Linked DNA regions of Homo sapiens: region 2 is linked to region 1. A link is a loop called in an ENCODE intact Hi-C map of the cell type or tissue named here. Cell type or tissue: mammary epithelial cell. All regions are shown on one strand. Each heading gives the region's core, and the rest is flanking DNA. Links, peaks and the distances in the headings are about the cores only. Region 1 overlaps ZFHX3 (zinc finger homeobox 3). Region 2 has its middle 36 kb from the start of ZFHX3-AS3.

Evidence for each region. Hi-C counts contacts between places; a loop is a spot of excess contacts. Peaks named below come from ENCODE experiments on the same cell type or tissue, not always from the same donor. Only the 100,000 strongest peaks of a DNase experiment are listed, where the experiment ranks them.
Region 2: it touches region 1 in a loop (4-fold over the local background); 4 of 110 quality-filtered maps call a loop at or near these places.

What each region holds. Positions count from the first base shown.
Region 1 is chr16:72,970,299-72,975,678 of GRCh38, forward strand. The region is part of intron 1 of ZFHX3 (zinc finger homeobox 3); the gene reads right to left. Among named protein-coding and RNA genes, the nearest start is that of ZFHX3, 75 kb to the right of the region's middle. In mammary epithelial cell, for the core only: no CTCF peak of the experiment used is centred there; a DNase peak (open chromatin) is centred at 2,783; H3K27ac peaks cover 412 bases.
Region 2 is chr16:73,193,608-73,198,987 of GRCh38, forward strand. It overlaps a transcript of ZFHX3 not described here. Among named protein-coding and RNA genes, the nearest start is that of ZFHX3-AS3, 36 kb to the right of the region's middle. RefSeq lists an enhancer at 3,058-3,559. In mammary epithelial cell, for the core only: a CTCF peak has its summit at 3,354 (motif pointing left); no DNase peak of the experiment used is centred there.

The sequences.
Region 1 (5,380 bases), core at 56-5,055:
CAAGACAAACCAGCTATTATTTATGCTCTGCCTTGTTCTAAAAAGGGATTTGGGGCAATTTAAACAGCTATAGTAACTGTATCTCACACTTGAGTACGTAAGTCTCTACCCTGAGTCACGTGGAGGCCTTTCCACCATTTCCACAACAAGAAAGACAAGCATCGTGTGCCCATGACTGGCTTGACTGGTGCTCCTGACTTGGATTTAATTACCATAGAGCACGGATCCCCTCCCGGATTTGCAGCAGAACCTCCTTTCACCAAATACCATTGCTTTACCTGACTGTACCAACCCACCTCTCCTACCTTGCAAGCCCGCAGCTCACAACCCCAACCTTCACCCATCTTCTGGCACTTTCCCGGCTAAACCGGACACCTTCTGACACTAACCATAACCAACACTTATGTGTTTCCTTTGCCAGCACTCAAGGCTTTTTCATCTCCTCCCAATTTCCTCAAAGTCCCTCTCCAAGATCCTATTTCTACTCTCTCTCCACTCTTGCTATTGGGATTATAGGGCAAAAGCTAGGAGACAATGTAAAAACGTGCCATCTGGCCCATTACAGTTTCAATCTGGCATGTCATGATGTCAAATTTATGTTAAATCATGTCTTATGATTAAAGTTGTGGGAGTTCATTATTTTAAAAATTTGGATATGTACAAAAAGACTCAGCAGCTAAAGTTAAAATCACTGACAATTCCACCAGCTAGAGAACCACTGGTAGGTAGTTTTTCGGGCTTTTTTCCTCTGCACGTTTACAGATACAGATTTTCCTTACCTACCTCGGATCACGCTGCTGTTTATGTAGGCCGCCCTTTTAACCTAATTTAGTATGAAATTTTTCCTATGCCATTCAATATTCTTCATAAGTTAAAACTAATGGCTATATAGATACTATATCTTATACACATTGCATAATTTCCACCAAATGCTATTATTAGACATTTAAACAATTCCCAATATTTTGCTGTTCATTTTGCAATAAGGGCCCTTAAATCTTTGTACACATATAACAACAACAACAAAAACAACAAACCAAGTAGTAGCTCCATTACTGTCCACCTGGTTGAATCAAGCATGGTTTTGAGCACTATTTTTCTGAACATGTTGTTTTGTTTGATCCTTGCGGCAGCCCACTTTACAGGTGAGGAAACTGAGGCTTAGAGAGTTAAGTACCTTGCCCAAGCTGCATGCTAGTTTAGTCGGCCTTTGAAAGTAGGTAAGCCTCCCTTACCACTCTAAAACTAGGCTCTTACTCATGACGTTGTGTCTGTATTGCCTTAGGATGCATTTCTGGAAGTAGAGTTGCTGACTCAAATGCTAGGAACATTTAAGGCCCTCTGGAACGTGCCAAACTGTCCCCCAGGAAAGTCCTTTCCACTCCTGCTTGCACTGGTGTGTGAGCACCAGTTTTCCTGCACCCTCATCAACAGTGGGTATTTACTTTGTTATTTTTAAAAGTCCGTTTGACAGGCAAGAAATGGCATCTCATTTTAACTCACATTCTTTACTCATAAGACAGAACCCATCTATGGATATTTACTGGCAGTCTACATTTCTTTTGTGAACTGCCTATTAATTTTTTTTTTTTTTTTTTTTTTTTTGAGACGGAGTTTCACCCTGCTGCCCAGGTTGGAGTACAATGGGGCGATCTCAGCTCACTGCAACCTCCACCTCCTGCATTCAAGCGATTCTCCTGCCTCAGCCTCCCAAGCAACTGGGATTACAGGTGCAGGTGTGCACCATCACGGCCGGCTAATTTTTTGTAGTTTTAGTAGAGTCAGGGTTTCACCATGTTGGCCAGGCTGGTCTTGAACTCCTGACCTCAGGTGATCCACCCACCTCGGCCACCTAAAGTGCTGGGATTACAGGTGTGAGCATTCATGCCCGGCCTTGCCTGTTATTTCTATGGCAGGTGTGTGTTGTCCTTTTCTGAGTGAGTAATGAAAGGGTTTTGCAGAATTTGACTGGTGATCCCTCCCCCTTGAGTTCCTACCAGTCCACCATCCTATAAGCTCCTGGACAGGAGAGAGTCTGACCTACTTACACTGCCAGTTCAGAAGATGTTCTCTGTCCTTCAGATCTCAACTCCATCCAAAGAGTGGACTCTGTCCACTGCTTCATTTGCTCCACATCAATTTTCCTGTATTCAAGTGAAGTCCCCCTCCTTTATGTGATTATAAAGGGCCAAACTGCATCAATCATTTTCAAGCTTTCTTGTGCAGTGGAACCAACTATGCGGCACAATAAAAATACATATGGATGTCAAGCCCCAGCCCAGAGCACAAGACTAGCTCTCTGAAGGGCTGGGTATCTGCTCCGGGAGGGTGGGAAGGCACTATGTCGCCAAGATTTCTGTCCTCTGTCCAAAGTCATCGGTGTCCTCCTGGTCTTGGTCAATGGTTCCTCCTCCTCTACTTTAAGCTTCAATCTCCCCTGCATTCAAAACTGCTTCCCCCTCTACTCCTTGAAATCTTCCCCCACTTCACTTCTGACATATTCTGGCCCTCCTCCCACCTCTGTCATCTCTACATTGCCTGTCCTCTCCCCATTCCTACAGCTCTCCATGGGTACATTTTCCACTTATTCGATAAAATTCTTTTATCATTTCAACTCACAGACATCTCTCCTCCCTGTTCTCCTGTAGGTATTTAAGCGTCATTGTACTCTTCCCCCTTGGCTCTCTGCTCTTAACTCTGTACATCAGCTACCTTAACTACTTCTGCGGTTTCAATTACTGAAATTACGAGCTGACTCCCAAAGCAAAAATGTCCATTCCTGACTTGGCACTTGAATATGTGTCTCATACTTTCAGAAGACCAGAAGATGTCTGTACATGCCTAGTGTCCCACCAACCAAGACTCAGCATGGCTCAACATGTCCAAAGGACACTGCCCCCTCACTGTCGGCCCTGGTCTCTCTGGAAGGAACTTTTGGTGCCATCTTTGCAGAAAACAGAAAGGAAAGATCAGTCTGGCTTTCCCAATATCATGTTCATCCCCATCCTTCCCCATCCAAGAAACAACTACCAAAACACATTCAAACTGAAACTCTCCAGAGCGGTTTCAAATCACCCCAAGATCTACCACTAACACTACCATTCAATCACCTGTGTCGTTTCCCTCCAACTAGGATTCCTCCCCATCATCTCTGCATTCTGATGCATTATCAACTCTGTTCCCACAACCCCAGGCCCTTTGAATAGCCTTTCTCTTCCTCAACACTCATCCAAACCTGGGATATCCTTAAAGAAGCACAAGCTCAAGTTGTACTTGGCCAATAAAATCCTCGCCTATTGGCCAGGCATGGTGGCTCACACTTGTAATCCCAGCACTTTGGGAGGCCAAGGCGGGTGGATCATCTGAAGTCAGGAGTTCAAGACTAGCCTGGCCAACATGGAGAAACCCACTAAAAATACAAAAATTAGCCAGGCGTAGTGGTGGGCGCCTGTAATCCCAGTTACTTGGGGAGCTGAGGCATGAGAATTGCTGGAACCTGGGAGGTGGAGGTTGCAGTAAGCAGAGATCGAAATCACTGCACTCCAGCCTGGGCGACAGAGTAAGACTTTGTCTCCAAAAAAAAACTCTACTCGGAAGGAGAAAAAATCAGGTATGAACTACATGCAAGTGAACCCCTGGGTTCCCGCTTCCTGGGAAGGGCTATCAAAGCCGGGTTCACTAGTTTAATAGAAAGATGAGTCTACTATGGTTCCTAAGTTCCTATTAGGTAGCTCTTAGTCAGCAGAACACTAATTGGAACAGAAGTAAGTGCTATCATTCAAGGCTGCACAAACCCAAGAGAAATGAACTTGGTCAGATTCTTTGCACTTGGCAGTTTGGGGAATGCAGGCAGAAGCAGCCAGGAGCCTTAAGTTTTCTTTTATTCACATCGAATCTACCTGAGAACAAATGAAGAACATGGTACAGCTGCTTTTCTCTGGGCCTGTGGCAGCTAATTAGAGCACCTGGGAAACACCATTCAACGTTGCTGGACAGAGGTACGTCCTCGCAATGATTCCGCCAAATGGCACACACAGGACAATGGGGAAAACCTGTAAGGGTGAGGTGAGAGCTGGCCTTGGGCGAAGGAAAGTTTCCCACAGCAGTTATCTCCAAAATGACTCTGAAACAAGGAGTGTGTTTTCCTCTCGGCAGGAAGAAAACCACTCGGTGGGCTCACCATCGGCAGCTTGCTCTGGCACGAGGCTCCGGAACTGGCACCATGACAAAACAAACAAGGATTGCCCTTTGGAGGCTCACTGATAGGGCAACACACACACACACACACACACACACACACACACAGCCTCTCACCAACACGGGCACAGCGAGTTCTTCAGATATCCCTGGCCTGCTGGCATAAAGAGCTTTTCAAGCAGTGGGAAGCCAAAGGGACACTCAACAAAGCAGTAATGGCCACTGTAAGGTAGAGACATTGGTAAAGGCATGAAAAGGGGATGCCTACTGCAAAAGCAAAATCGTACACGGGGTCTTCCCCATGCCTTGACTGGGCACCCTCGAGAGACCCCTTTGGGATGTGCGTACTAAGCTTCCACCCAACTTCCTATCTGGTGGAGGCATGCTATGCACAGAGACCCCATCACTGAATTCCCTCCTAGATAACTCACTGCACTAGACTGAAGGCTTGAGAGGTTTATTTCATCATGAGTAGTCCTCAAATCCTAGAGGCCCAGAGAGTTGCTCCTATCTCGATTCTCTTTCTTAGGGTAAAGTGAACCGGCAGCAAGAACTACCACCAGGACGCAAGGGCTTTGAGACAGACTGAAGGGGGCATGGATTCTGCTGGCACTCTGAGTTTGTTTGAAAGACTTCCAAATTCCAAAGCTTAAAACCCTATCAGGGCCAGGTGTGGTGGCTCATACCTGTAATCCCAGCACTTTGGGAGGCCGAGGTGGGCGGATCACTGGAGGTCAGGAGTTCAAGACAAGCCTGGCCAACATAGTGAAACACCCTCTATACTAAAAATACAAAACTTAGCCGGGCATGGTGGCAGGCGCCTGTGATCCCAGCTAACTCAGGAGGCTGAGGCAGCAGAATCACTTGAACCCGGGAGGCAGAAGTTGCAGTGAGCTGATCGTGCCACTGCACTCCAGTCTGGAAGACAGAGTGAGACTCTGTCTCAAACAAAATAAAATACAATACAATCAGGAGAGAGGGGTGTACAGGGGGAAGAGAGGGGATCATGAAACGTGATCACATGTCCCCTTCTTCATGGCCCCTTCTCCATCCCACATGGTAATTACAAAGCCCATTATTTGCACTGTTACTTTTAATCAAGAAATCCATATTGAGACATACTTACCACTGGCCACTTCAAAGAGCGGCCCTGATAGTTAGCTAAAATAACAAAGGAAAATTT
Region 2 (5,380 bases), core at 295-5,294, 220 kb after region 1:
CCCTCAGTTCTGGTTTGTTTTGAAAGGGGACAACCCCTGTCTGGGAGGAGCCTTTAGTCAAGAGGCAGTACTGCATAGTGGTGAAGCAGTTTGTTAAACCCCACAGACTATGGGGCCAGACCCTGGTCATATTCTAACTCTGCCACTTTCCCTCCTATGTCCTTGGGAAGCCGCCTGCCTCTCTGTGTTTCAGCATCCTCAGCTGTACAGTGGGGATAATAGGAATTCCCATCTGATAAGGATTGTGTAAGTATGCACCACATGCTTAAACCATGCCCTGGCACATGGTATACACTCAAGATGTAGTGACAGTATAATCGTCATGAGTCAAATGTTTGTGGTCCATGCAGTGATGAAGCCTGATTCGTTTCTGAAAGACCTCGCTAGGACCCTCTAGTCCAGTGGGTTCTTAAGCTTCTGAGGGCCACGGCTTGTATGACAAATGTTATGAACTTTCTCTGCTGAAGAGTTAACATATGCCCCTAAACTTCACATATATCTTCAGGGTGTTCCAACCCATCCATGGAATTGCTGGGGTTCATAGACCCCGGTTTAGGAACTTCTTTTTTATTTTATTTTATTGCCTTCCTTTATTTTGTTTATTTATTTTGAGACAGGGTCTCATTTTGTCACCCAGGCTGGAGTGCAGTGGTGCGATCATGGCTCACTGCAGCCTCGACCTCCCAGGCTCAAGCAATCCTCCCACCACAGCCTCCAGAGTAGCTGGCACTATAGGCGTGCACCACCACCCCCAGCTAATTTTTGTATTTTCAGTACAGATGGGGTTTCACCATGTTATCCAGGCTGGTCTCAAACTCCTGGGCTCAAGTGATCCTCCCACCTTGGCCTCCCAAAGTGCTGGGATTACAGGCATGAGCCACTGCATCCAACCTTATTGCCTTCTTACTTGCTAGGTCACCAGGATCATCCAAGTACAGTTTTGGATATAGTAAGGAAAAGTATCTGGTATAATAAAATTATATTATGGTTACGTCAACTAGAGGTCCAAAAAAGAAAGAAAATGTATGATATAATTGAACCCAAGCTAGGCTTCATAAATCTTTTTCTTGAGTGGTATGCCTTTGATGCATGTCATTGCAATTTTTGTCCACACCCAATTCACACTGCTCTGAGAGAATCCTGGAGAAACTTTCTCTTTGCCTCTATTTCCATGGCAATTGTGAATAGCCAAGAGTCACTTTGTTAAGAATTCCTAATTCTGGAGAAATGGAAGGTCAAAGTCATGAACCTCTCAGTTAATAGTGGAAGTTTCCTTATTTTAAGTTTTATGAAGAACTCTCTTAAGTATGGTGTTTATAGGCTAGGGTTTGCAAGAACCTGAATCAAAAAACAAATAATAGCAAACATACCCTTCGCTAGGATTCTACCTGGATGACCTCATTATAATTTGGTAGGAATTAAGGGTTAGACCCACAAGAGTTTCATTTTCAGGTTAGACAGAAGCATATTTCAAGTCTCTCCAAATACCTACTTAACAAATACCACCTTTTGCATGTTCTTGATTTATTTCTCTACTTCTATACCATTGGCTTTGCAAAATTAATTTGCCACATGGAAATTTCTTAAATCACTTTCTCACCAAACCATGAATATGGTTTGGAAAAGGGAGAAGGGGAGGACCCTTTGTTTTTTCTATTAAGGGCTGATAACCCACAGGAAAAACTGATTTTTTCCGAAAAAATCAAATATCTGCATTTTCTTTTCTTAGGGAAACAAATACCTGTTTGGAAAATTAAGTACAGAGAAGATACAGAAATACTACAAAATATGGTTGTGTCTTTACTATTTTTTTTTTTTTTTTTTTTTTTGAGATGGAGTCTTGCTCTGTCACCCAGGCTGGACTGCAGTGGTGTGATCTGGGCTCACTACAACCTCCGCCACCTGGGTTCAAGTGATTCTTCTGCCTCAGCCTCCCGAGCAGCTGGGACTACAGGCATGCACCACCACACCCAGCTAGTTTTTGTATTTTTAGTAGAGACGGGGTTTCACCATATTGGCCAGGCTGGTCCTGAATTCCTGACCTTGTGATCCATCTGCCTTGGCCTTTCAAAGTGCTGGGATTACAGGCGTGAGCCACCACGCCTGGCCTGTGTCTTTACTATTATATCCAATTTAAGTGGCTAGAAAGCAAAAAAAATAGGACAGGTAAAGGTTGGTGAAGGGGAATCAGGAACGGCAGGAAGTGCTAGAGAGAGTGAGGGGCCTGACTGAACAGGTGGGAGAGAAGCGGTGGTTGCAGAAGAGATGGATTTGGGTCAGGCAGTTACACCAATGGTGCAGAGAGGAAAGATAATGTAGCAACCACTAGTTACCATCTTTATACGTGTATATCTTTGTATCTCCCTCATTGCCTAACACACATGCCGTGTACATATTAGGTACTCAGTAAGTTAATGAAACAGAAACAAAGAGAATGTGTAAAACACCAGAAGCTGTAAAATTAATTTTGACTTAGAAGTGTACTTTATCTAGGCTGTGATCTTACCATTATTATCAAGTGCCATCTGTTTCTCTTGAAATAGTTTTTTTTTTTTTTTGGAGGGGGGATGGGTGGGGGTTGGTGCAGTTTAATTGCTCTTCACAGGTCTTCAACTGCTTTAATTAATCCCAAGCTTCAGAAGCTCTACCCCGAATGGGATATCTAGAGCTTCCTCCTTGGGGTGGTGGGGAGGGCCAGATTTTCCTCAAGACTGCAATAGGAGTGCGCAGAAATCATATCACAGTGAGCTTGGGAGCTCCCTGTGGACTTGGGTTAGCAATTTCCCATCCTGATGGCTACGGACTTCGATACAGCCTAGTGACGCCATATTTGTAGATCATAGACAACTGCTTACATTTCTTCTCTGAAAAATAATTCTGAACTGGGGCTTGAAAACATAGAGTTGAGAAACAAAGGACAAGGGAAACATTAATTTTGTGCTTAACACTCAACAGTAGTGTCCATCCTGGCCAGAAAAAAAAAAAAAGTGTTCTCCTGGTTTGAGAGAATCTGGCTTTAGCAGAACATCTGAGTTGGAATCCCATGTAGCTATGGAATGAAAATGTGCCATATTTGAATGACTGGTCTGTCCACTCCTTATAATGACATCTAGCCCAAATAATAGACCCATACGTGTAGGTGGCACTTAAAAAATACCATTCACCAGAAGGAGGTTTTGAGAGGACTCTACCTCACTATTTCAGCCATGCTTGAAATAACTGCAAATGGTCCCATGCCACATGAAAGGCACTAAGTGGCATTCCTTGGATGAGCAGGGAGCCCAGGACTCTTGATGGTAGGCGTTCTGGAGGGCCATGGAGCTGGGACACTGGTATTGACATGGTGACCCCTAGTGTTTCCTGTTGGTAGCACGACTTGGAACACCACCAGCAACCCTGGCCTAAGTAGGGCGTCTTTACCATCTTCTGATGGAAGGAGTTATTGCCCACCATAATTGTTTATGTCTTTAAAACCATCATGTTAAACAATCCCCCCCTTCAACTTTAATGCATTTTTCTGCACAATATCCACTTCTAACCCCTGCTGAATAGAACTGAGTCTTGACACTGTTGTTTTCTTATAATGTGTGGCCTCCTGTCTAAGCATTTCAAAGATCAAGATATATCAATTCATTACTGTGGTTACAATGTCATAAACAATGGATAATGGCATCAATGGATGAATTGTTGGAGGAGGTGGGTATTGCTATATCCACGGCATGAGAGCGTGACTAGGAAGGATTTACTATGAGCACATGAAGTAGAGGACAAGCTAGCAAGGTGGATATGGTGATTGGTCCAAGTACCATGTCTGTTGTCTGTTGTATTTTTCATCTCAGTACCCTGCTCCAGACATTGTAGCAAATGATGAGTAAACATAAAGCAATTGGATTGTATATGCTCATGCAAGGAGGTGAGGAAAGTCAACTAAGCGGATAATTCAAACCACCTAAACCACTTCCCCATGACTTATCTGGATATTTCAGAGAAAAGTATTTTCTTTTTGGGATTTGATCATGTGTATTTCTACTAAACATGATAGATGTCTTCATTTCTAATGTTACATACTATAGGCAGACACAGCCTGAGGGTAAAAAACAATGATTACAACTCATTCATTCATTATCACAAACCTTACTTGACATAGACTAAGTGGGCTGGGAATGGGCTGGCCGTTGGTTCAAATCCCAGTGCTTTTCAGTTTATGGTTATTACCCTGTTTTATTTCAGGTATAAAAGATGCTTCTTGTCAGTGTTCCAAATGTACTTGGGTGTCGGTAAAGAAAAAGAAGATAAGTAGAGTATCTGATTTGGTGGTTTTTTTTTTTTTTTTTTTTTTTTTTTTTTTGAGATGGAGTATTGCTCTGTCGCCAAGGCTGGAGTGCAGTGGCACGATCTCGGCTCACTGCAACCTCTGCCTCCCAGGTTCAAGTGATTCTCCTGCCTCAGCCTCCTGAGTAGCTGGGACTACAGGCGCGTGCTGCCATGACCGGCTAATTTTTTGTATTTTTAGTAGAGGTGGGGTTTCACTGTGTTAGCCAGGATGGTCTCCATCTTCTGACCTAGTGATCCGCCCGCCTCAGGCTCCCAAAGTGTTAAGATTACAGGTGTGAGCCACCATGCCCAGCCCCTTATTTGGTGTTTGAAGAATCATGTCACCGTTATCACAAAGACTGTAAGTCTTTTAACTGCATGAATACCATTGGTTACTTTATTCTCTTCCATGCTGGTATCTTTTTTTTTTTTTTTTTGAAGTTTAACCCCATTGCTGGACATACCAGTGTTATGAAGAAGAAAATAAACTAAAAAATGCTTATTTTATGCAGAAAGGTATAATTCTGATTAATAGTAATAAATCAAAATAAATCGGTAGAATTTCTAAGACTCAAGTGAGAGCTTGGGGTTCTTCTCTAGCTTTCGTTGATTATCGAGAAACAAAGGCCAGAAACTGCATGTAAAACAAAGAGGCACAAAAGGCAAATGTAATCCCATCATTTAGATGAGTTCTTGGGTGACATCTTTGTGGTTTCCTTTTCCTATATCTAGACCTCCAGATTCAGTTGGTGGCTCATCCTCGCTACAGAAACTTCCTTAATATGCCAGAGGGACATGTTGGAAGCGAAGGGCTTCTGTCATCATTGGGAAGGGCAGAAACAAAAGGGGACTTTCACTCAGATGCAGGAGGGAAGCAAGTTCTCCCAGGCAAAGCCAACGGCACTGGATTCTTTCCCCCAACCTACTTGTTATATTCAAATACTTCAGACTCTCCTTTTTATAAAAAATCAGTTCTGCCTTCTCAAAGCAAACCATCAACATCAAAAACAATGACATTGGATGTCATTTTAAATGAAAAAGAAAAAGAAATAAACAGATTCAAATG